3 separate regions of the Homo sapiens genome follow, and regions 1 and 2 are each linked to region 3. The links are chromatin loops, found by intact Hi-C in ENCODE. Cell type or tissue: PC-9. All regions are shown on one strand. Each heading gives the region's core, and the rest is flanking DNA. Links, peaks and the distances in the headings are about the cores only. Region 1 overlaps HHLA2 (HHLA2 member of B7 family). Region 2 overlaps MYH15 (myosin heavy chain 15). Region 3 has its middle 84 kb from the start of CD47.

Region 1 (7,865 bases), core at 1,436-6,435, 300 kb before region 3:
GGCATCAACTTTAAAGAGCCTGTAATGACCAAAGCAGCTAGAAATTTTAAGCAGCAAAATAAATTATAATATTAGATTATAACCCAAAGAATAAAAAATCCATGTAATATAAATAATCCACTAATGTGCATAAATGGTTGAATACATAACTTTTTTCCATACCAAATAATTTCAAATAATATATATAAACATACTACCCTCCTCCAAGAGGTGGGCAGCTTAATTTCCCTCCCCTTGAGTGTGGGCTGGATTTAGTCATTCAGTTCCAACAACCAGAGCATGGGGGAAAAAATAGTAATTTTATAATGGAAAACCCTGACAGACATTACTTTAACCATGTGATTGAGATTAACATTATCAGTAAGTCATGTTGCTATTATGTATCCCTACATGTGATAAGGGCACTACACCTGTGTAGTACTCTGCCACAAAACCCACAACCCCAGTCTAATAATGAGAAAAACATAAGACAAAGTCAAATTGAAGATAGTCTACAAATTACCTGAGCATTATACCTCAAAACTGTCAAGGTCACAAAAAAACAAAAAAGGAGAAACTTGAAGTTTGGAGAAGACTAAGAAGACCTAACTGCTACCAGAGCCATCCTAAGCAAACAGAACAAAACAGGAGGAATCACATTACCTGATTTTAAATTATGCTACAGAGCTATAATAGTCAAAACAGTGTGGTACTTGCATAAAAACAGACACATAGACCAGTGGAACAGAATAGAAAACCCAGAAAAAAATCTACATATGTACAGTAAATTCATTTTCAACAAAGGTACCAAGAACATTCACTGGGGAAAAGATAGTCTCTTCAATATATGGTGCTTGCAAAACTGGATATCCATATGCAGAAGACTGAAACTAGAACCCTACCTCTTGCCATATACAAAAATCAAATAAAAGTGGATTAAAGACTTAAATCTAAGACCTCAAACCATGAAACGGTTACAAGAAACACTGGGGAAAATCTCTAGGACATTGGTCTGGGGAAAAATTTCTTGAGCAATACCCCACAAGCACAGGCAACCAAAGCAAAAATGGACAAATGGGATCACATCAAGTTAAAAAGCTTCCGCATAGCAAAGGAAACAATCAACAAAGTGAAGAGACAACCCACAGAATGGGAGAAAATATTTGCAAACTACCCCTCTGACAAGGGATTCATCACCAGACTATATAAGGAGCTCAAATAACTCTATAGGAAAAAATCTAATAATCCAATTTAAAAAAATGGGCAAAAGATTTGAATAGACATATCTCAGAAGATGTACAAATGGCAAACAGGCATACGAAAAGGTGCTCAACATCACTGATCAGAGAAATGCAAATCAAAACTATAATGAGATATCATCTCACCCCCGTTAAAATGGCTTCTATCCAAAAGACAGGCAATAACAAATGCTGGCAAGGATGTGGAGAAAAGGGAATGCTCATACCTTGTTGGTGGGAATCTAAATTAGTACAACAGTATGAAGAAAAGTTTGGAGGTTCCTAAAAAACTAAAAATTGAACTACTGTATGATCCAGCAATCCCACTGCTGGGTATATACCCAAGAGAAAGGAAATCAGTATATCAAAGAGATATTTGCACTGCTATGTTTGTTACAGCACTGCTCATAATAGCTAAGATTTGGAAGCAACGTAAGTGTCCATCAACAGATAAATGGATAAAAGAAAATGTGGTACATATATACAATGGAGTAACTATTCAGCCATAAAAAAGAATGAGATCCAATTAGTTGCAACGACATGGATGGAGCTGGAGATTATTATGTTAAGTGAAATAAGCCAGGCACAGAAAGACAAACGTCACATGTTCTCACTCGTTTGTTGGATCTAAAAATCAAAACCATTAAACTCATGGGCCTGGAGAGTAGGTTTGTTACCAGAGGCTGGGAAGGGTAGTGGTGGTTGCGGGGAAGGTGGGGATGGTTAATGGGTACAAAAAATAGTTAGAAAGAATCAATAAGACCTATTATGTGGTAGCACAACAGAGTGACTATAATCAATAACATAATTGCACATTTTAAAATAATTTTAAGAGTGTAATTGAATTATTTGTAATTCAAAGGACAAATGCTTAATAGGATGGATACCCCATTCTCCATGATGTCCTTATTTTACATTGCATGCATGTATTAAAACATTTCATGTATCTCATACATATATATACCTGTTATGTACCCACAAAAATTAAAATTGAAAATAAAAAAAAAGACCTAATTACTAAATGCATTGTGGTATTCTGGATTGGATCCTGAAACAGAAAAAGGAAGTTACTGGGAAAACTGGTGACCTTCAAATAGAATCTGTAGTTTAGTTAGTAGTATTGTACCATGATAATTTCTTAAGTTTTGACAAATGAACCATGTATATACAATGTTAACAAAGTGGAAGCTGGGCAAAAGTTAACAAGAACTCTTTTTTTTTTTTTTGAGACAGAGTTTCACTCTTATTGCCCAGACTGAAGTGCAGTGGCGTGATCTTGGCTGACTGCAACCTCCGTCTTCTTGTTTCAAGTGATTCTCCTGCCTCAGCCTCCCGAGTAGCTGGGATTACAGGCACCTGCCACCAGGCCTGGCTAATTTTTGTATTTTTAGTAGAGATGGGGTTTCACCATGTTGGCCAGGCTGGTCTCGAACTCCTTACCTCATGATCCACCCGCCTCGGCCTCCCAAATTACTGAGATTACAGCCGTGAGCCACCACGCCTGGCCAACAAGAACTCTTATAATATCTTCATAACTTTTCTGTAACTCTAAAATTATTCTAACATAAAAATGGTTATTACTCAGAACCAAATGAAAAAGCACAACATATACAAAGAGGTAGAATACAATAAAAGCAGTTTTAAGGAGAATTTAATCAAACATTTGTATTAAAAAGGAATAAAGGTAAGCAGATATTAAATGAGTATAAAATCTAAGTTAGAAAATTTTTTTTAAAAAGGGCTGGGCACAGTGGCTCACCTGAGGTCACCTGAGGTCAGGAGTTCAAGACCAGCCTGGCCAACGTGGTGAAACCCTGTCTTTACTAAAAACACAAAAGTTAGCCAGGCATGGTGGCGGATGCCTGTAATCCCAGATACTTGGGAGCCTGAGGCAGGAGAATTGCTTGAACCTGGGAGGTGGAGGTTACAGTGAGCCGAGATCGTGCCATTGCACTCCAGCCTGTGTGACAGAGCGAGACTCTGTCTCAAAAAAAGAAAAATTCAAAAAAGTAGCAGGAAAATATAACAGTGGAAATAAAATAGAAAAATATATATATATACAATGGAAAAGGTTGAAGTCAAAAATTGATTAACAAGACTACAAATTGACAATAGACAAACTTCTGGCAAAATGAAGTGAGAAAATGTAGTATGTTAAAAAAGTTGGCCTAACTACAGATAAAGCAGAGATGTGAAAAGATAATAGTATCAGCAACATTCTGCCAGTGGATTTAAAAACAGTTTTCTGAGAATCTTTCCTTAACTGACATACACACAAAATAGAAATCTTAAAGAGTCCTATAATTATTAAAGAAATTGGATAGCAGTTTAAAACCTTCACACACACGCACAGAGGGAGAGAGAGGGAGAGCTCGAGCAGGCCCAGATGGTTTTCCAGACAAATTCTACCAAACTTCAAGGACAGCATTATTTAAACCCAGGAAAAGACTGTATGAGGACAGAAGATAATCTATTTCACTCAGGAAAAGAGATATGAAAATCTGGACAAAATGTTGTAAACCAAATCTAACAATATTAAAACAGATAATGTATTATGACTGTGCTAATCACGTTCTACAAGAAGCAGACACTAAGATGGGACACGATGTTCAAGGGATGCTAGTGAGGAAAATTCCTGTGAAGGATAAAGGGGGAAAGCAGAAGTGAGGAGAACTTTCCAACTGTGATGTTAAAGGAGAGAGGAAGGGTGGAAATGGAGTGAAAGGAACGTCAGGCTTGCAGCAGTTCTAAGAAAGTTTTGTTAGATGACTGGGGAACCCTTGCACCAAAGTCATCCATTAGAGGATTCCCTTGTTAGCCTTGCCACTGTGCTCAATCACTGAGGGAATGAATAATCAGTGGAGCATCAGCTGAGATCAGTCATGGCCATGACACAAAGGTGGTGATGATCCAGACAGCAGCACCTGGGGCTGCAATCACCCACACTCCCCACAGCAGATGTGAGCCCACATTTTCATGGCTGCCACAGTGACCAAGTTGGGTTTTCTCCAGGAATCCAAAGAAGATTTACCATTAGAAGATTTATAAATGTGATTTATCACATGTATCAGACCAAAGTCTGTGTGCCTCAGATTTCCTTGGCTCAAATGTGTCACTGACCTTAACTGTCACTGTGAGGCTCTGTTGAGTCATTTGCCCTGAGAGTGCCAAGCCTTCCTCCTTGGCCACCACCCAGAGCTGAGCCAACCAGGCATGTACCTGGAGTGTCTGGTTCCTCCTGATACTTCTGGAATGGAATGGAACTCTATACAGCAGGGCATGGGACTCAGCACTCTGAGCTGCTATTAAAGGGACTAGATGATGACATTGGGATATATGGAACTGCTTATTTCCTGTGAGGTAAATTTTAACCAACAGGAACGACTAGATCTGGGCAGATGAATCCCCCCATCTTCTTTCCTCCCGTGGAGGACTTTGAGGCACGGTTTTCTACATTCCCATTCAGAAAAGTCCTTCACACTGATGAATGCTACGACCAAGAGAATTGCTGGGTCTTTCTGACTACTCGTGAAGCAGTAGCCAGCATGGTAATCTGTCCGTTTACAAAGCTGCCCATCTTCCCTTGCCTTGCTTCCGCTTTCCTTCTCTCTCACAGCCCTGAGTTTTTAACCTCCCAAATAAAGCATCAGCATTTTAATCCTTGCTCAGGTTCTGTTTTCTAGAAAACCCAGGCTAAAAGCATATTAAGCAGATTAGAGTTGAAAAACCAATCATCTGAATCCATGCAGAAAAAAATAGATAATGTACAAAGTAATTGCAAATTCCTCATTGATGAGTAAAAGGTTTTAATGTGACAAAGAATATGTCTGAAAACCCTATAAAAACAGACAGAATCTTCAATGGGGAAACATTAGAAATAGTCCCTGTAAAAATCAATTATAAGGCAAGGATGCAAAGTCAACCAGTAATCCTACTCAGGCAGCAAATATGACAACATATTGTGGTAATCATCAATAGTTTACTAATGTGACTATTTATACAGCTGCAGGCAGGGTTAAGTGAAACTAACAAGAATGATGCTGTACCCCCAAGACTAGCAACATGGACAAGTACCCTAACATCCTGGGCTGAAGGAGCAATTTACCAGATCTAGAGAGATTAGCGATCTGCAGAACAGACCATTAGTAGGGAGGTGAAGCCCACTCTCAGACACAGTAGATTTGTGGTGTGTTGCTGAAGCCCTGAAAGTCCTTTCTAATATATTTGTAGTGGATCGACTGGTTGTTCTTCAAAATTTCACATCCACCTAGAACCTCAGAATGGGAGCTTATTTGAAAATAGGTCTTTGTAGATGTAATTAAGGTGAAGACTGATATGAAATCATACTGGATTAGGCTGTGTCTTAAGTCCTATGAGAGGTATGAAAGGAGACACAGACGGTGGCAGAGACTGAACTTATATTGACACAAGACAAGGAACACCAGGAGTCGCCAGAAGTTGGCAGAACAAGGAAGGATTCTCCCCTAGAATCTTCAGAAGTGTGGGCCTGCCAACACCTTGATTTTGGACTTCTAGCCTTCAGAACTGAGAGGATATGTTTTTCTTAATTTAAGCCACCATATTTGTGGTAGTTTGTTAAAGGAGCCTGAGGAAAGTAACACAATGCCTAAATTTGGAGAGAAATCTTTCTTCTTTCTTTCTTGACTGGGAAGGAGTAGGAAACAAATGGGAACATAAACAATGGCGTTGACATGACAATGGGAGCATAGCTTATACAATGATACATTGAACAGAGAGAAGCCACTCAAAACGCCAGTGCATTCCCCTTTAGAACACTACACACGCGTATACACACCACCAACTAAATGATATAAACATTGGAATGTGATATTCAGTAGGTCCAAAAATGAGAGTCAGTTCAATTATCTAACAAAAAGTTTATTTCCACCCCTGCCAATAACTCAGCCTAAGCAAATGAGAGAACACAAAATACCCAACCACCAGAGTCACCTGCTGTGAGGTGGTGGCGATGGTGGTTGCAATAATGGATTATAGGTCTCAGACAAAATGAGAAAAAAAAATCAAGAGCCCATCACGTACCTACTATGTCAGAACTGATTTAATTACCTGGCCACTAACTGGGCAAAATAAAAAACTGACATGCTACATAATATACACTATAATCCAAAATAGGTGGGGTACAGGAATGGCATGCAAGTGACCAAAAAATAAAGCCCAACCTGGAATAAAACAGTTCAAAGAACAGAAAGGAAAACTTCACTTAAATTAGGTCTATACCCTCTAGAAAAAAATATACAAAATAATTATATGTTTTATATTAGAAATTAATGACCAGCATATGTACACAACAAAACAAGTACTCAAAAACAAGCTAAACAAAATGATAGGATGAGAAGAGGATTGTAGATATGAGGAAACAAAATATGGACTAAAATTTCTAGAGATAACTAATAAGAATGTAGAGCTAGCAAAGTACAGAAGTGATATCACTGAAAGCCAAAGTAGAGGAAGATTTGTGATATCTTCATGAATTCAGATGAAAGAGATGAATGCACTAGATGAGGTTGAGCTATAGAACATAAATTGAATGCAATTAGATGAGGTTACATTATAGCACATAAATGACACAGTATTAGGATAATTGATATTGGCCCCTGAAGTCAAGAACTCATCAAATCAAGGAGTTGATACATAAATACAATGTAAGAAAACTTTTCTAAAATGAAGACAGAATTGAATCTGTTGATCTAAAGTTTCCACATTGTAGGAAAAGTTGATACAGAAAACTCAGAACCAAGACATAACTGAATTAAGCAGTTGAATGCCAAATAAGGGGAAGAAATATTTTACTTTTTTGCCTAAACAAGCAACAAAGAGATGGGGCATGGGTGGAGAAGAAAAAGAAGGTGCTTTGACTTCTCCACAAAAGACAACAGAGCATACCGAGTCCAGGATTTTTTTTAAATTTCCTATTAGTGTGTGCTGTTTTCAAGGAGACAGCTAGCCCAGAACAGAAAAGGCAGCACCAGGAGGCATTTCTAGTAAATGCCCTCAAGGAACTTCTTTTCCCCTCTCCCTTCCTACCTCTCCTCCCTTGACTTCAGGACTGTATTGCATAATCTCTCCTGTGAGTTAGGCTTCCAACAGTAAAACTAGGAAAAGGCTCACTGTAACCTCCGCCTCCCGGGTTCAAGCGATTCTCCTGCCTCAGCCTCCTGAGTAGCTGGAAGGAGAGTAAAGTAGCATTTGCTAAAGTCCATGTAGCAAGGAAATACCAAGGAAGTGTTCCCAACTTGAATTGGGGAAAATGAAGTGTTCCCAACTTGAATTAGGGAAAACAAAATGAAACTGAAAACTAATTCAAAAAAGTCGATTACATGACTTGAAGAGAACTGAATGTCTTGTACTGTCAGAATCAAGGAATCCCCACACGGAATTTGAACCAATCAAAATGCAATTAGCAGGGGAAAATGTTGAGAGAGATGTTAGTTAATAAAATGTTTGTCTCAGCGTACTGTCAGGAGAATAAGGGGTAGGAGGTTGAACCCTGGATGGTAAAATATTTACAGTTTCCAGTAATCATGGTTTCCAGGTATCATGCTATTTCAGACCTGTTATCGAAAGACTAACCCTCCTACTACAACAGAACAGAAAATGAAATCAGGT
Region 2 (7,865 bases), core at 1,839-6,838, 470 kb before region 3:
GAGCTCTTGGGATGACTATTCCAAATGTTTTTACTTGTGATGCACACCACAGTAAATGCTCTTGTCTGAAACATACATTTTGAAAGTTTTCCCTTAGGTAGCAAGTATCTTTGCAGATGCAGACAAACCCTCCACTTGTTGTGATCAACATCTTTGTCATCCAGCGAGGAAGCTTTCAAAGCTGTTCATTCCTAACATGGATAAAATTGGCAAATTGGCATGCTTCACGTATTTGGCATATTGGCTCCTTTGGCATAAAAGACACATGGTGACACGTTAGTTGAGAAACAGTTTTAGGACATATGCTAAAAATCAATATTTGAAAGGAGGTGTGTGTTGAAAACAGAAATGAGAGATGGAACGCCATGCAGATTTTGTTTAGCATCCAGGAGAATGTTATAGTAGAGAATAACAAATTCTTTGAGGCTTTGCCTTAATGCAGTAAATATTCCCAGGGCCACTGGGTAATGAGACCATCTAAGCATGCTAGTATGTTTCAAAAATAATAATTTATATCTGTAGTGTGTAAGGGAAAATATGAGATAAGCTGGGCTGCAGTAATGCACACACACTAAAATCTCAGTGACAACAAAATATTTCTTACATCAAGTGCAATACAGAGTATACAGCCTTCTCTGTTTTGTAGTTCTATGTAGTTCTTTGTAGTTCTATGCCATCTGGGACACACGGCCTCCCAAGTGACTGCACAAGGAGAAAAGATCATTTGCAGAGAAAGTACAACCACCTTTAACTGCTTGGGCTAGAAGTAATATCACTTTCACTAACAGTCCATTGGTAAGAATTAGTAAAATAATACCTTTAGCTACAGAAAGGGGCTGAGAAATGTAGCCTTTCTGGAAAGAGGAAGTGGTGTCACACATAGTATGGATAAAGCATTCACAGTATTATTGCCTTCTATTCTTACAATAATACTCAGAGCTAAGTAGGGCAGAAATGCATAATTTATGTTTTTCCTAGTTGAGGAAACTGAGTCAAAGAGAATGTTAAGTAACATTCCAAAGGATATATAGCTAGTACTCAGGTGATACTGATTGTCTTACTCAGTATACACCCTAACTCTGAAAAAGAGATAGACAAATGTACAAATTTGTAATATAAGACAGTCATCTTATATATGATGACTAGAATAGATGTGTTTCCCTTGGTATATTAAGGTAACTGATGTGTCTGTGTTATTTAAAACATTTAAATGACTGATCAAAATCAATTTATTAATTTAGCTTACTCTATAAATGGATAATTCTACCTCTACTATAATACTAACTATACTATATTGAAATAATCTGCTTAGATTTTTGTCTTCTAACCTCTTTGAAGCATGAACTGTGTCTAATTCATCTTAGTACTCCAAGCATCTAAAACAATGCCCTGTAAGCCGTAAGTGCTCCACGCATGTTAAAATAGACTACATTGAGCTAAACTTGAATCACGATCAGCAGGACACATAACTGAGCTATTTCTTGGCAGGGGGTTAGAGTTGTTCAGCAGTTTCATACCTTCTTAGACATTCACCACAACATGCATGCATGACATGCTATGTTTATAGAACAGGGTTTTTCTCTGTATAAAACTAATGAGCCCAAATAGCAAGAAGAGCAGATTTGGAATGTTTCTAATATAAAGAAATGATCAGTGTTTGAGGTATAGATGTGCTGATAACCCTGATTTGATCATTACCACATTGTATACATGTATCAAAATATCATTCTGTACCTCATAAATATATATAATTATTTATCAATTAAAATAATAATAAAAACAAAAAAAAGCAAAAATAAAAAATAAAAAAAAAAATAAGGAGCCCCTAGGAGGGCTGAGAACAAGTCTTCAGCTCTCTAATATTGTGTTCTGAGGAATTAAAGACACAATATTATAGTAAGGACTCCAGCCTTTACTATAATAGGACCAGTGAAACAAGCTAATATATTATTATTCAACATTAAAATAAAAAATCCTCCTCCTCTCGCTCTCTCTCTCTCTCCTGGAGACATAGTAAGAAAGCATGCTCTAAGGCTTTTTTTTTTCCCTTAGGAATTTTTCTGATTTTATAGAGACAATTGCCATTGCTAAAAATAGAGACATGTATGCTCTGTTGATGACAATTGCAAAAGATGGGAAAAATTTTTGCAACGTTAACATTCTATACAAAATTTAGTTCTAGCTATAATGCTAACTAACTCTGATACCTTGGTTAATTGTCTTCATCTCTCTGAGCCCCACAGTGAAGTGGTTGAACAACTTTGTATTTCTCAATGGTAATTGGCATTTAAGATGGGACAGTTCTTTATGGATGAGAGTGTCCTGCACACTGTAGATGTTTGGGATTCCTGGCCCCCAGGTAACTGAATGCCAGTAGCATTCTTAGTCACTGTGACAACCAGAAAATGCCACTTGCATTTCTAAATGCATTCCTCCTTTGAGGAGATACCATCCCAAGGTGAAAGCTGCTATATATGACTATCAAGAACTAAGGATCTTCAGGTCTAGTATTTTATGATTCCATGATATTTCTAACTATGTCACCTAGAAATAAGTTACTTTATGATTAATAATAAAATAATAATAATGTCCACTGAGTACTAACTATAGGTGATGTACTAAGTGCTTTGTATGGATTATCTCATTTAATCGAATAACAAGCCTATGAAGTAGGTCTTGTTATTTCTATTTTACAGCTACAGATAGTGACCCTTAGAAAGATTAACCACTCAAGGTGACACAACTAGTAAGTAAATACTGGGGTGAGGATGAGAAAGTGATAAAAGCAGAAAAGGGGTGGAAAAGGGAGGATTAACATTTATTGGATACTAAGCGTCAAATATGCTGTCAGTTTATATCCTCTGTCTCACTGGATATCTCACAACAACCCTGAGCTACACATATTTCATTATTATTATTTTACAGATGAGAAAGAGAGGGATCAACATAGTTAAAAATTTTGGCTGGGCACGGTGGCTCACGCCCATAATTCCAGCACTTTGGGAGGCCGAGGCGGGTGGATCACCTGAGGTCAGGAGTTTGAGACCAGCCTGGCCAACATGGTGAAACCTTGTCTCTACTAAAAATACAAAAAATTAGCCGGGCATTGTGGTGTGTGCTTGTAATCCCAGCCACTTGGGAGGCTGAGGCAAGAGAATCGTTTGAACCTTGGAGGCGGAGGTTGCAGTGAGCTGAGATCGTGCCATTGTACTCCAGCCTGGGCAACAGAGCAACACTCTGTCTCAAAAACAAACAAAAAAGATTAACTATTTGACTTTGTTATTTTTTTTCTGTTGTTGTTTTCTATATGCACTATTGCCCCCCAGTAACCAAAGCCTTCTGTGAGGTTATTTTAAAAAGAGCTAAGAAATGGGTGCATTTAACCCTTGAAAAGTGGAAATATAGATTTAGCCACCTCATTTCCTCTCCATTGGACAGAAAATGATGAAAATGATTAATTAGTGAGCAACATATTGATCTGTTTCATGAATTCATTCAGCAGACCTTTACCATCCATTTATCCTACTGCCTACATTTCCAGGCTTTCTTCTTGTGTTTCTCCACTACTTGCCACACCTGACCTAACAGTGTCTCTCCCACTCCCACTTCTCAAGTATTTAGGGAATTAAAAGGGGGTGAGCAAGTTAGTCATGTTCTTTTTAAAGTTTCAGAGTGACTGCTGTAGACAGAGTGATTTCTTCAGTGTTACAGAGGATGAAAATCATTCTTGATGCTTTATTTGTACGTGTGTGCTCTTGATGCTGATAATAAAAAACTGTGATGCCATCCGGCTTATGGATTACTGTGGAAATGACTCAAGATAACTGATCAGGGAGTGGGTGACTCATAACTAAATCACCACCAGACACCAACTGGCTCCTGCTGTGTGCTCTCTCCTGGGCAGAAGGATGGATGTGATAGGTCTATTTTAAATGTTAAGTGATTGGAGCACGTTCTGTTTCCAGGCTTGGAGAATGGCCAGCTAAAATTCTCCCTTCCTTGGAGTATGTCAGAAACCTGCTACTACAGCAGCGCTATTGGAGTTATGGAAGTAGGATCTGCATTTGTAGAGCATCATCCAGGCACAAAGGTTGGCGCTCTCCCCAGTAGGTTACTTTAGAACCTTTTCCACACCCCTCCAGGGAAGGAAAAGGCAGCCTCAGTTTTACAGCAGGAGAATCTGAGTCAGAATGATTCACAAATGGCTATTCTCTGTCCAGGTTGTTGAGAGCAAAACTGGGAACTAATATAATAAAGAGTTGGAAGCTAAGGCTAGGAAGATCCTTTAAGAGTGTTTTTCAGATGAAGATGTTGCTTTCCAGAAAGGTTAGATCACTTGCCAAAGGTTACACAATTTATAGCAGCTACAGCAGTGGCAGAACAAGGGTTAGGGATTATAAATTTCTAATGTACTATACCACTACTTTTCAAACTATTGTGCATAGTATTACAAATATTCTGAATCTTATTAAGATGGTAAGGAAGACTTCATTCAGGACTGCTGCAATAGATATATTGCAACAGGGGAGAGATACTGGGCTCAGCTGCAAGTAAAACAAGGATAAGTGGGGATTTACAGCCCAAGACCAGAAGGAGGGGATCAGTGGATGGAAAATTACTAACAGGGGGTAGGAGGATTTTTTTAAATTGACCTAACAGGATTCTTGCTAAAGGCAGGCCAAGAACATATACATCAAAGGTGAGGGATAAGGAATTTAATCAGAGATCAAGGGTGAGTGATTCAGCAGACTTCTTCCTGCAGCTGGGCTAGACAGGCTGAAGACAGGACAGGTAAGGTGGAGGCAAGGGGTCAGAGGATCCTCATTAAAGTTTGGTCAAGGAGAGAGTCTTTGTCAATAGGAATCAGCTGGGGATTGTTAGCTTACAGATTCTGATTCAGTAGGTCTGGGACTGGGCCTGAGAGTTTGCATTTTTAACAAACTCTTAGGTGGTGCTGCTGCTGGTCTTAGGATCACACTTTGAATAGCAAGGCTTTGGGACACATCACCACACCATACCCCGGGATAGTTAGTCCTTTAATAATAGGAACATGATTCCTCTCATCTGTGTTTTCATAAAGAGGCACCAGGCTAGCTTACTCCTTTCTCCTACCCATCTCCTTTCCTCCTTTTTCTTCCCTTCCTCTCCCCTTCATTTTCCCCCTCCCTCCCTCCCTTCTTTCCTTCCTTCCTTCCTCCCTCCCTCCCTTCCTTCCTCTTTCTCCTTTTCTTTCTTTCTTTCTTTTTCTCTCTCTCTCTCTTTCTTTTCTTCCTTTTCTCATTGTATTCAGCAGAATGTTGGAAGCACAGAAGGTCAATAAAGACATCCTAATTTGACTAGAAGGCAGTTGCTGATAGAGAATGCCCGGGATTAAAATGAACACTTCAGTCAGATGAAGGAGTGTTTTCAATGTGATTTCTAGGTAACCTGTGCTGTCGGTGCCCTGTCCAAGTCAATGTATGAAAGGATGTTTAAGTGGCTAGTGGCACGGATCAACAGGGCCCTGGATGCCAAGCTGTCAAGGCAGTTCTTCATTGGCATTCTTGACATCACTGGTTTTGAAATCCTTGAGGTAAGTGTATCTGGTAAGAAGGAAGTCAATGCATATTTATAAGAAGATTAGAAAACGTTACTTGAAGATGGGAAAATATGGTCAAAGCATGGGGATCATTCTATGCAAACCTTAAGGGCTACCTTGTTTGGAAAAGAGCTATAATTAATATCAATAATAATTATTGTTATACTTAATGGTATTAAGTATTTATTGATTTCTTAATTCTGGCTTACATAAAGGTAAATGGAGGTAAAGGAATTAATTATGATTTTAAATTTTAATACCATTAAGTGCTATATTATTGTAATAATCTTTAGAAAATTGTACTTAATGATATTACAATTCAAAATTACAATTAATTAAGTTAATTGAGCATTTGTTACTTGTTGGGTCTATTTCTGATCATATAATAATGGTTATGGTTTTTTCTTTACTGGACATTCTTGAAAGTGGACCTCAATTTTATTTTTATCTCTTCTTCTTACCTATTCATATCCTTGAAGTATAATAGCCTTGAGCAACTTTGCATTAATTTTACCAATGAAAAATTACAACAATTCTTCAATTGGCACATGTTTGTTCTGGAGCAAGAGGAATATAAGAAAGAAAGCATTGAATGGGTGTCTATTGGCTTTGGTCTGGATTTGCAAGCTTGCATAGATCTCATTGAGAAGGTAATATATGTTTTTCTCTTTGTCCATTTTCATTTCGGGAGAATTGTCCCTGCCTGCTATGTTGATCCATGTCAGGACTTAGGCCCTATCAGAGGATGGGAAATGGGGGCGGAAAGCCCTGCACATTTTATCTTAATGGTGTTTGTGTGCATCACCTGTGGCATCCAAACGAAACTCTCTTGTCAGTTGCCCCACTCCATCATCTCTAATGCAGGCTTTCACTGCACATTTGATGCTAATGCATGGCCTCCACTGTTAACGTGAGCGGAAACTTGTTGAGTTTAAAAATGGTCATGCTCTTGACTGGAAAAACACAGAGCTAAAAATATGAGCACTGTAGGGCCTAACTGATTAACATAAGGTGAATGAGTAGACCCAGAGCAGCTTAACAAAATTTGGCAAATTAGCATGCAAACAAACAACTGCCATCAATCCTCAAGGCCACTACCTTGCAGGATGTAGTTTGTTCATTTAATTGGACAAGTACCAGTTAGTTTAAGTAATTTATGACAATACTTCATGGCTTATTAGTAAATTAGCTGCAGTGTACAGTTTCTGAATTTGGTGATGTCCCAATACTCTGAAATCTTTCTGCATGTTCTGGGAAAGATGAGCAAGGTTTGCTGGGGGATTACGTATGGTCCTTTCTGTGGCTTTCTCCATGGGAGCAAGCATGGCGGCATGTTAGCAGTTACATGCCTCTTGGGCCTCGCCATAATCGTGGATTGCAGTGAATCTTCAAGATGGATCTGGGCAGTCTGAAGCCTTTCATTTCCTGAATACTCTAGCTATGCTGTCACAGTTGATTCTCAACAATCCTGCTAGGAAGGAGCTAGGGCAACTGACCTCTCCCTGTCCTTTGCAAGCCCTGGGTTTTATCAATCCGTGTCCTATCAATTTCATTTATTAGGCTTTAGATCTTCTTGAAAATAACTATTATTTCCAACAGGAGTAGATATCCCGTTGATTTTATTTATTTTATAACAAGTGAACTTCCTGGGGGAAAGACAGGCTGATTAAAACATATTAATAATGAATCAAACATGAGCTGATTAAAAACAGTGATAAAGATGAACCAACTATGATGTGGTATGTATTCTGGCCTTATAAGAGCCGTAGTTGTCTCATTAGAAATGAAACAAAAGAACTGGAGGTCCTCAGAGGAACAGATTTATCTTCTGGCGATTGTCACCTATAATATATACTCACTTTGATTATGACAAGATACTGTTTTCAGGCAGGAACGTGGGACATAGACATTGTTCAGATCCTGACAAGTTCTGTGAATGTTACTGATTTTTAGTTGATCTGAAGTCTGTTGCCTCATTTATGCCAGTCTTGGTTATTCCAAATAACACACTAGCATCACGGATGTAATTTCCTGTTGTATTTTCTACTGATATAATAAAATGAGAAAAAATTACTGACCAAATGATAAAAGGAAAAGATAAGTCTTTGGTTTTCTACAAACAATTTTAACAGGATCCAGGTCAGGCAAATGAAAATACCAAAGCCTTCCTTGAAAAGATTCTAAATTTTGAAAAGACCCATTATGTTCGTTGGGGCTATCTGAAGAAGATTTGTAGCAAATATTAATGATCAAACTCAGTCCTTGAAATAAAATGCATAATGGGATG
Region 3 (7,865 bases), core at 1,559-6,558:
TTCTTCAGGATTTCACCTTGTACCAACTATTTTAAGTTATTATAAAATATTCTGAATTCCCTAAGCCTAGTTCACGTTTCCACTGAACATTTGCTCAAAGTCTTTTCTCCATGTGGAATATCTTCTTACCCCTTGAAATAGATTTTACCTCCTCCAAGAAAACGTCTCAGATCCCCTTAGTCAGAAATAGTCTGTGCCCCCTCTCTCTTCTCATGTTATATGGTGATATGTCTATTATTAAGGCTGATTGCATTTGTTCTCGTCCTACCTAAGGCTAATTAGGCACTTGCCCATTCATTTTCCCTTCTAAATTGTGAAATCTCAGGAATCATAGCTCATTAGTTTGTGTGCCTTCCACAGGGCCCAGCCTAGTGCTATGTACATGATAGGGGCTTAATCAATGTTTAAAGACTTGAAATGAAAATATGTTCTCCCCTGGTTTGAGTAAATCTTTAGTAGAAATTTCTCCATAAATAGTCAAGATGAAGAGTTTTTCAGCTTGAGCAATCCATTTGTAGGATTGCTCTGGCCTTGATGAGTTTTCTTTGATTAAAAAAAAAATGTAACCCAAATGTACTCTCCTATGATAAGCGTCATAATTTCAAGAGACTGAGCTGTTCACAGCCAAACATTTTGAATTCTGTACTATGTTCTGAGCCAATTAGAAGCAATTGGATTTATGAATTTTTTATTTTCCTGATTGATTTTCTATTTAGTTTCTCCTGAATAAGTACTTAAAAATCTCTCCATAACATTCACCCTTTTTGTTGATTTCTAGCCCTAGAGAACCAACCTTTCAGCAATTATACAATCCCTTCACACATTTTTTTTGCATTCCACTTCTTTTAAAGTAGTTTATTGAAATCCTCTCCAGATAAAAACCTTGAAATCATTAAGCAGATCACTGTTCAGAACCACATTAATTCTTCTATTTTTCTTCTTAAAAGAGATGGTTGGTAGACAGATTGGAATAGCAATAAGGTATGGTATTTATCTATAATACCTCTTCCATGATGAATAACTAATTTATGAAAAATCTCATTAGTTGGAACATTTCAATCACAGTAGAATGAGGTCTCTGATCTGGGTCCTGGTTAATTTAGAAATGGCCTCTCTCCCTGGGGACATTCAGAGCTGCTGAAGCCAGCTGGTGATGGGGCCTGAATTTGAATACTGCAAAGCTAGGAGTATGAGCCATAGCTTCTTAATTCCTGGCTTAAAATAGCCTGCAAGGTCTGGGGCCTTGCCCATCACCATTGTTTCCAGGGATTTGGGCCCCTGTCCTGAAGATTCTCTCCCTGTCTGAAATGGTGCCACAATGGTCCTGGGTGCTTCTGTGTCTACTGGGGATTGGACTTCACTGGCACTTAGAGCTGTTGAGCTATGAAAGGCTCAGACTTCTGGAATCTCCTCTTTGACCACAAAATGCTTCTTTCAACACAGACCCTGGGAATCCCCTCTTTAACTACAATCTCTCCTGGCCTGGTTCCCTGGCTCTGACAAGCCCACTGCTTCCTTACTTATAGAGGAAGAGAGTCATAGAGTCCTAGTGGTGGACGGACCATTTGAGAGCATCCTGCTCAGGGTATTTAGCCTAGGAATGCTTTCCGCAAATGAATCATACATGGAAGTCCCATAAGAAAGAACGGAGCTGCTCTGACTGAAGCATATATGTAGACTTCAAACCACTGATTTCAGCCTATGTTCTGGTTTTATACATCACCTGGGATTTTGAATACATTGGCTTAATAGCCCTAGGCTTTAATTCCTAATAGCGAATAGGGGGGTCTCTGTCCCTGCGAAATCCCCCTTCACTGCCACCTCTTCCCGAATCTTCCTGGAAGGCTCCAGAGAATTTCTCACCTATGATCATGAATGAAATTGGCCAGCTCCCCACACAGCACCATCTCCCGGCCTTTGTCACCCTCTCGACTCCATGCAGGGTGGAGTCTATGCTCCTAAATCCAACAGGCATTGCTACTGCTTTTGCTGGGCACGTCTGCTGCCACCCTCTGCAGTGAGTATCCCTGCTACGGCCGTGGAGATGGGGAGGCTCTGTCTAAGGTTGACCTCCTTCTTTTATGCATTACATCCTGTTAAAAGGGCACTAAAGCCAGAATCATCATGAAAATAAACTTTTTGTATTGGCTCACAGGCTTTTCTCTCCCTGTGACAGCATAATTGAGTCAGTCCGGCTGGGATGAGGACCAATCTGTGTCACTGAGGACTGTGGCTTTGGTCCTAGATCAGGTTTGTGGGCTGGATTCTTTCTGCTTTCCAAAATGAGTTCCATCTGAAGGCTCTTCAGTGTCTCAGGCAAATTATTTCTTCTGGCAGTTCACTAGATGCATTGAATGGCAGCGGTCCATAAGCTCAGTCATCAACTGGGCCATCTCCTTTCATCCTTAGCCAGGGACCCCTCTCTACTCACCTCTGCCCCCAAACACAGAGTAGGAAAACAAGGTTTGTAAGAAACTTTTAAAGTCTGAGATCTCTTGATTTGTCTCTCTTCAAGGGAAAACACATTTCTAAAAAGTGATCATTTGTATTTATCACAGCAATGAGAACTGAAACCTAAGCAATTAATTTAAAATTTTGATCAAGCAAACCAATTATACCGTGTGATCTAGAGACAGAACAAGGATATAACTAGTCACTAGGATAAAAAGTCACACCACACACACACACACACACACACACACACACATTTCCCTAAACCACAGAGGGACCTTTCCTCATTCCCATTTTTTCCCCTTAGGATTGGTTTAAAGCTTTGCTACTCAAAGTGTTGTCCACAAACCAGCAACATCAGCATCACTTGGGAGCTGGTTAGAAAGGCAGACCTTCAGTCAGACCCCACTCCAGAACCCCTGGATCTGAACTTGCATTTTAAAAATGTAGGGGCTAGACACAGTGACTCATGCCTGTAATCCCAGCATGTTGGGAGGCCGAGGCGGGTTGATCACTTGAGGTCACCAGTTCAAGACCAACCTGACCAACATGGTGAAACCCCGTCTCTATGAAAAATGCAAAACAAAACAAAAAAACATTAGCTGGGCATGGTGGCATGCGCCTGTAGTCCCAGCTACTTGGGAGGCTGAGGCTGGAGAATAGCTTGAACCTGAGAGGCAGAGCTTGCAGTGAGCCAAGATCATGCCACTGCACTCCAGCCTGGGTGACAGAGCAAGACTCCATCTCAAAAAAACAAATAACAAAAACAAACAAAAAAAAGTAGGAGGTTCATACCTACATTCCAGTTGTGAAGCACTGCTCTAGATTTTATCAACCACTTACAGATAGAGACAATATGTTTCTGAGCCTTTGCTGTTCACATGTGGATGAGGTAAAGGAAGAAACAAGTCTTGGGGAAGTTGGAGGAGGATCAAGATAAAAAGTGCTAAAGAAGGATGCTGGGAATGTTCGAAGGAAAAAACCTTCATACTTCTCAGTTTTGCCAAAAATTGGCTCTGGGCACCAGCTTTTATAGTTGAAGCCAAGAGAAACATCATCCAACTGTATAATTTCAAATAGGAACTGTGGTGTTTTCTCCAATTCCACTGCTAGGCTCAGATCAGGGCCAGCGGCCCAGCAGACCAGGACCTCAATTTCCCCTTTCCTGACAGATGACAGTCCCAGAAGCTCTGTTTAAGAATTTAGGAACTGGCTTGAGAAAGAAGATATAGTCACCATTGCTTTTTCCCTTGACTGCAATCAGTAAATGCTCTGACAATGTTGAAGACATGTTGCTGGGGGAAGAAAATCCTAACATTAGTAAGTCACAATGATATATCCGGAGATTTTTTTCTGTTTAATCCTTCTTATGCTAGGGCATTTAGATATCTGCGGAACAGAAGTAGGAAAGTACCTGGCTTTGCAAAGTAATGCTGTTTTATTTGCAGAAGACGGTGAAGCTTAGCAACTACAGTGTCTAAAAACAGACACCACTTCCCTGGACTCAGATCTCACATTCCTGGGCATCCTGTCCTACTGATGAATTTCTCACTGGGAGAGCACCAGATAATGGCATTGCAGGAACAGGGGTGAAACCTGCACCAACACGCCTTTCCTGTGCCTTCTCCAGCTTACACTTTGTCCAGTGATGAAATCAGTCAGGGATGGAAGTGCAGCTGCACATGCACCCTGTGCTCACACCCTGCTCTGGGTAAATACCACTGCCCCAGATCATTTTCTTTTCCACTGAAAGAATCTTATCTTGGTGACCCAGGAAATCCAGGGCTTGCAGCCAGATACGGTGCTGTGGGTGTGGTGCCTCCGCTTGGCCAAACAGCCGCATATAACAACACAGAATTAGAAGTGGAGTCAGGGCAATGCGTCTCACTCGCCACTCTTTTATCTCTGGAGACAGGTTGCTATTAATCACTCCGACCACATCTATCAGGCTTCTCTGATTTGGCCACGGCTCATAGTCACAGAGGCACAACCAGGGTCTCCTGATAAATCAAATCCAACAGTTCTATGATAAGGACGACACAGGTGAATGAAGGGCAAAAGCATAGTCGTAGCCACGAGTCCATGCTATTAAAAAACTGGAGGAAGAAAATTTCTGCGCACTGTTAACCAAGTGCCAGAGACTATTAATTATTCTGTCTCTTTCTCTCTCTCATTTCTATCTTATTCTTTTTATCTCTCTATATACGTAAAAAATATATATATATATATTTTTTTGAGCCAAGGTCTGGCTCTATTGTCCAGGCTGGAGTGCAGTGGCACAATCTCGGTTCACTGCAACCTCTACCTCCTGGACTCAAGCCATCCTCCCGTCTCAGCCTTTTGAATAGCTGGGACTGCAGGTGTGCATCACCATACCTCACCTATTTTTGTATTTTTTGTAGAAACGGGGCTTTGCCATGTTGCTGAGGCTGGTCTCAAACTGCTGAGCTCAAGCGATCTGCTCCCCTCAGCCTCCCAAAGTGCTGAGATTAGAGACAGGAGCCACTGCACCAGGCCTTCTGTATATAATCTTATTAAACCTCCACCACAACCCTATGAAGAAGCCAGCATTATTCCTGTTTTAAGATGAGGAGACTGAAGCTCAGTGAAGTTAAGAAATGTGCCCAAGATCCTGGGCGCGGTGGCTCACGTCTGTAATCCCAGCACTTTGGGAGGCCGAGAAGGGTGGATCATGAGGTCAGGAGATCGAGACCATCCTGTCTAACACGGTGAAACCCCGTCTCTACTAAAAATACAAAAAATTAGCCTGGCGTGGTATTGGGCGCCTGCAGTCCCAGCTACTCGGGAGGCTGAGGCAGGAGAATGGCGTGAACCCGGGAGGCAGAGCTTGCAGTGAGCCGAGATCGCGCCACTGCACTCCAGCCTGGGCAACAGAGCGAGATTCCGTCACAAAAAAAAAAAAAAAAAAAAAAAAAAAAAAAAAAAAGAAAGAAAGAAAAAAAGAAATGTGCCCAAGGTCACACAGTTAGTAAGTAATGAAGCCAGTATAGGATGATAGCAGAAAGAATTAGAATAGAGAGGAAGATTGCATGGTAGGAAACTGAGTCTGGGGGGCAAAGAGAAAATGAAAAGAGAAAGAAAAAAAGGGAACAAGAAGACAAGTCCAGGAGCAGAAAGCAAGCTGCCTGTGTAACCGGAATTCCTGCACTGGGGCCTCAGCTCTGCCACACACAGGCTGGTGACTTGTGATTTGTGGTACAAATCATATAACCACAGTTTCTTAATCTGTAAAATGAGGTTAGTAATGAAATGGGAAGAGTTCCCTTATCCCCCTCGCAGGGCATGTGATGGGGGTGCGGTTGCTTCTTTGGTGCCCCGCTGCTCAAAACCCCTAGGGGAAGAAGACAGTCGGGCAAGTTGTGGGGCTCCGATCCCACGGCAGGGTCTGGGGCTCAATGCTCACAGCTCCTGAGGCCCCAGTGGGCATGTGTTACAGGGTGCTCTTTTAGCATAGCCGTCCGTAGGCCGCTTATGTTTATCAACTCAATTAGACCCCCTGCCTTATCACAAGGACAGAAGGCTTTCTGTATCCCAGGCTTTCTTGCCCTGGTGTATGGGAAGAATCGGCTCACACGTGGGCTTGGAGAATGACTGCAAGGTTTTACTGAGTGGAAGTAGCTCTCAGCAGATGCGGGAGCCAGAAAGGAGATGGAGTAAAAAGGTGGTTTTTCCCCTGGAGTCACGCTGCTCAGCGGCCTGGGGTCTTCTCTGACCGCACCGTCCAAATTCTGGCTCATTCTGCCGGTGGATGGCCTGCCGGCCTGCCTGCATCTGTGTGTGTCTGTCTGTGTGCTCTTACGCAGCCGCGCCCCTCTTGACGTCCAGCCACTTGTGCCTTCTTCTGCCGCTGCGTTTGTTTCTCTCCACATCCAGCTGCTTGTGTGTCTGCCCGCTGGGGTCTCAGGGTTTTTATAGGCACGTGATGGGGATGTAGCGGGCCAGGGTGGTCTTGGAAAATGCAACATTTGGGCACGAAAGCAGGAGTACCTGTCTTCACCTAGGTCCACGGGCACAGGCCCAAGGGTGGAGCCCTAGCCAGGGACCCGCCTTTCTCTTCCCTGACCGCCCCGCTCTTGTATCAGTGAGATCCAGCCAACTGCTTCACTGGTTTGTTTCCAGGATCAAATAAAAATATATGTGAAAATGCCTGCAAATGGAAGCTATTATTCAACGGTGTTTTAAAAAAATAATTTAATTAATTAATTAATTTATTTATTTTTGAGACAGGCTCTTGCTCTGTTACTTAGGCTGACGTGCAGTGGCATGATTACAGCTCTTTGGGCCTCAACCTCTCTGGGCTCAAGTGAGTCTCTCACCTCAGCTTCCCAAGTAGCTGGGACTACAGGTGTGCACCAGCACGCCTGGCTAATTTTTGTATTTTCAGTAGGGATGAGGTTTCACCATGTTGCCCAGGCTGGTCTTGAACTCCTGAGCTCAAATGATCTGCCTGCCTCAGCCTCCCAGAGTGCTGGGATTACAGGTGTGAGCCACCACACTCAGCCTTCAGTGGTGTTTACAGGAGCTGTGTCTATATAAGTCATGTGGATAGATTGAGAATCAAAAGGCCTGGCCTCCAGGTCACAGCCAATGGGAACATCTACCAAGTGGTAAAGGGAGCCCAGAGGAACCCTGCCTCAGATTAGGAGCCACATTGTGTGAGGGCCTGCAAATCTCATTTCTTATAGAATTGACCCCATATAGGGAGAGGTGACCCTCGTGGTTCTGGCTACTTTTTCTGGGCAGAGACAGCAGAGAGATGAACCTGCCGGTCATTTTGCCACTGAGGTTTCAGAGTGGAAACCCCTTCTCTCAAATCCTGCATGAGAAACCGAAGTAATCACCCTGTTCTTCCTGGGCCAAGAAAATATCACTGAGTAGCCCAAAGCTTGTGTTTCACACTTTTATTAATGACAGCCTAGGAAAAGAACAAGAAGTGAAAATGTGGTGAATGCTTCCTGCTACTGGGAGCTGGGGATGGAGACGCAGGAGGGAGGAAACAGGAAGCTGGAATATGAGGGTCCATGCAGGATGACGGTCACACAGTTCAGAAACTGACGAGAAAACACTGAAACACTTTTCAGTGAAATAGAGTCTAGAATGAAGAAGCCAGAGGGAAATAAGTTAGTTGGAGATGCTTCTCTCGTATTTTTGTCCAGAGCAGAGTGCCAGAAAGAAGAAAGATTAATTTGGGTAGTTTCTCCGAGATGAGGACCATGTAGGAATTTCTGACACAAGATCAGGGAGCTTCTGGAAGTGTTGTCTGGCCTGAATTGGAAACAATGCAGTACTGAGTTCATTAACTTTGCCCAACTAAAGAGGACAACACACCTGCGTTGGTAAATAACCACCTTTTTAGTGTGTGCCTCAGTTTCTAATATTTGCAGGGGCACTGC

What was found. Hi-C counts contacts between places; a loop is a spot of excess contacts. Peaks named below come from ENCODE experiments on the same cell type or tissue, not always from the same donor. Only the 100,000 strongest peaks of a DNase experiment are listed, where the experiment ranks them.
Region 1: it touches region 3 in a loop (10-fold over the local background); 1 of 110 quality-filtered maps calls a loop at or near these places.
Region 2: a loop joins it to region 3, with 4 times the contacts of the local background. A loop is called at or near these places in 1 of 110 quality-filtered maps.

What each region holds. Positions count from the first base shown.
Region 1 is chr3:108,302,213-108,310,077 of GRCh38, reverse strand. All of the region lies in intron 1 of HHLA2 (HHLA2 member of B7 family), which reads right to left. Among named protein-coding and RNA genes, the nearest start is that of HHLA2, 9.6 kb to the right of the region's middle. In PC-9, for the core only: a CTCF peak has its summit at 4,344; a DNase peak (open chromatin) is centred at 4,397.
Region 2 is chr3:108,468,405-108,476,269 of GRCh38, reverse strand. It overlaps MYH15 (myosin heavy chain 15), which reads left to right. Exons shown (of 41, transcript NM_014981.3): 13 at 5,423-5,572; 14 at 6,058-6,228. Among named protein-coding and RNA genes, the nearest start is that of MYH15, 38 kb to the left of the region's middle. In PC-9, for the core only: no CTCF peak of the experiment used is centred there; DNase peaks (open chromatin) are centred at 2,339, 3,849 and 4,729; H3K4me3 peaks cover 1,698 bases; H3K27ac peaks cover 3,786 bases.
Region 3 is chr3:108,002,715-108,010,579 of GRCh38, reverse strand. No RefSeq gene overlaps it. Among named protein-coding and RNA genes, the nearest start is that of CD47, 84 kb to the left of the region's middle. RefSeq lists a silencer at 6,343-6,504. In PC-9, for the core only: no CTCF peak of the experiment used is centred there; a DNase peak (open chromatin) is centred at 4,179; H3K4me3 peaks cover 375 bases; H3K27ac peaks cover 469 bases.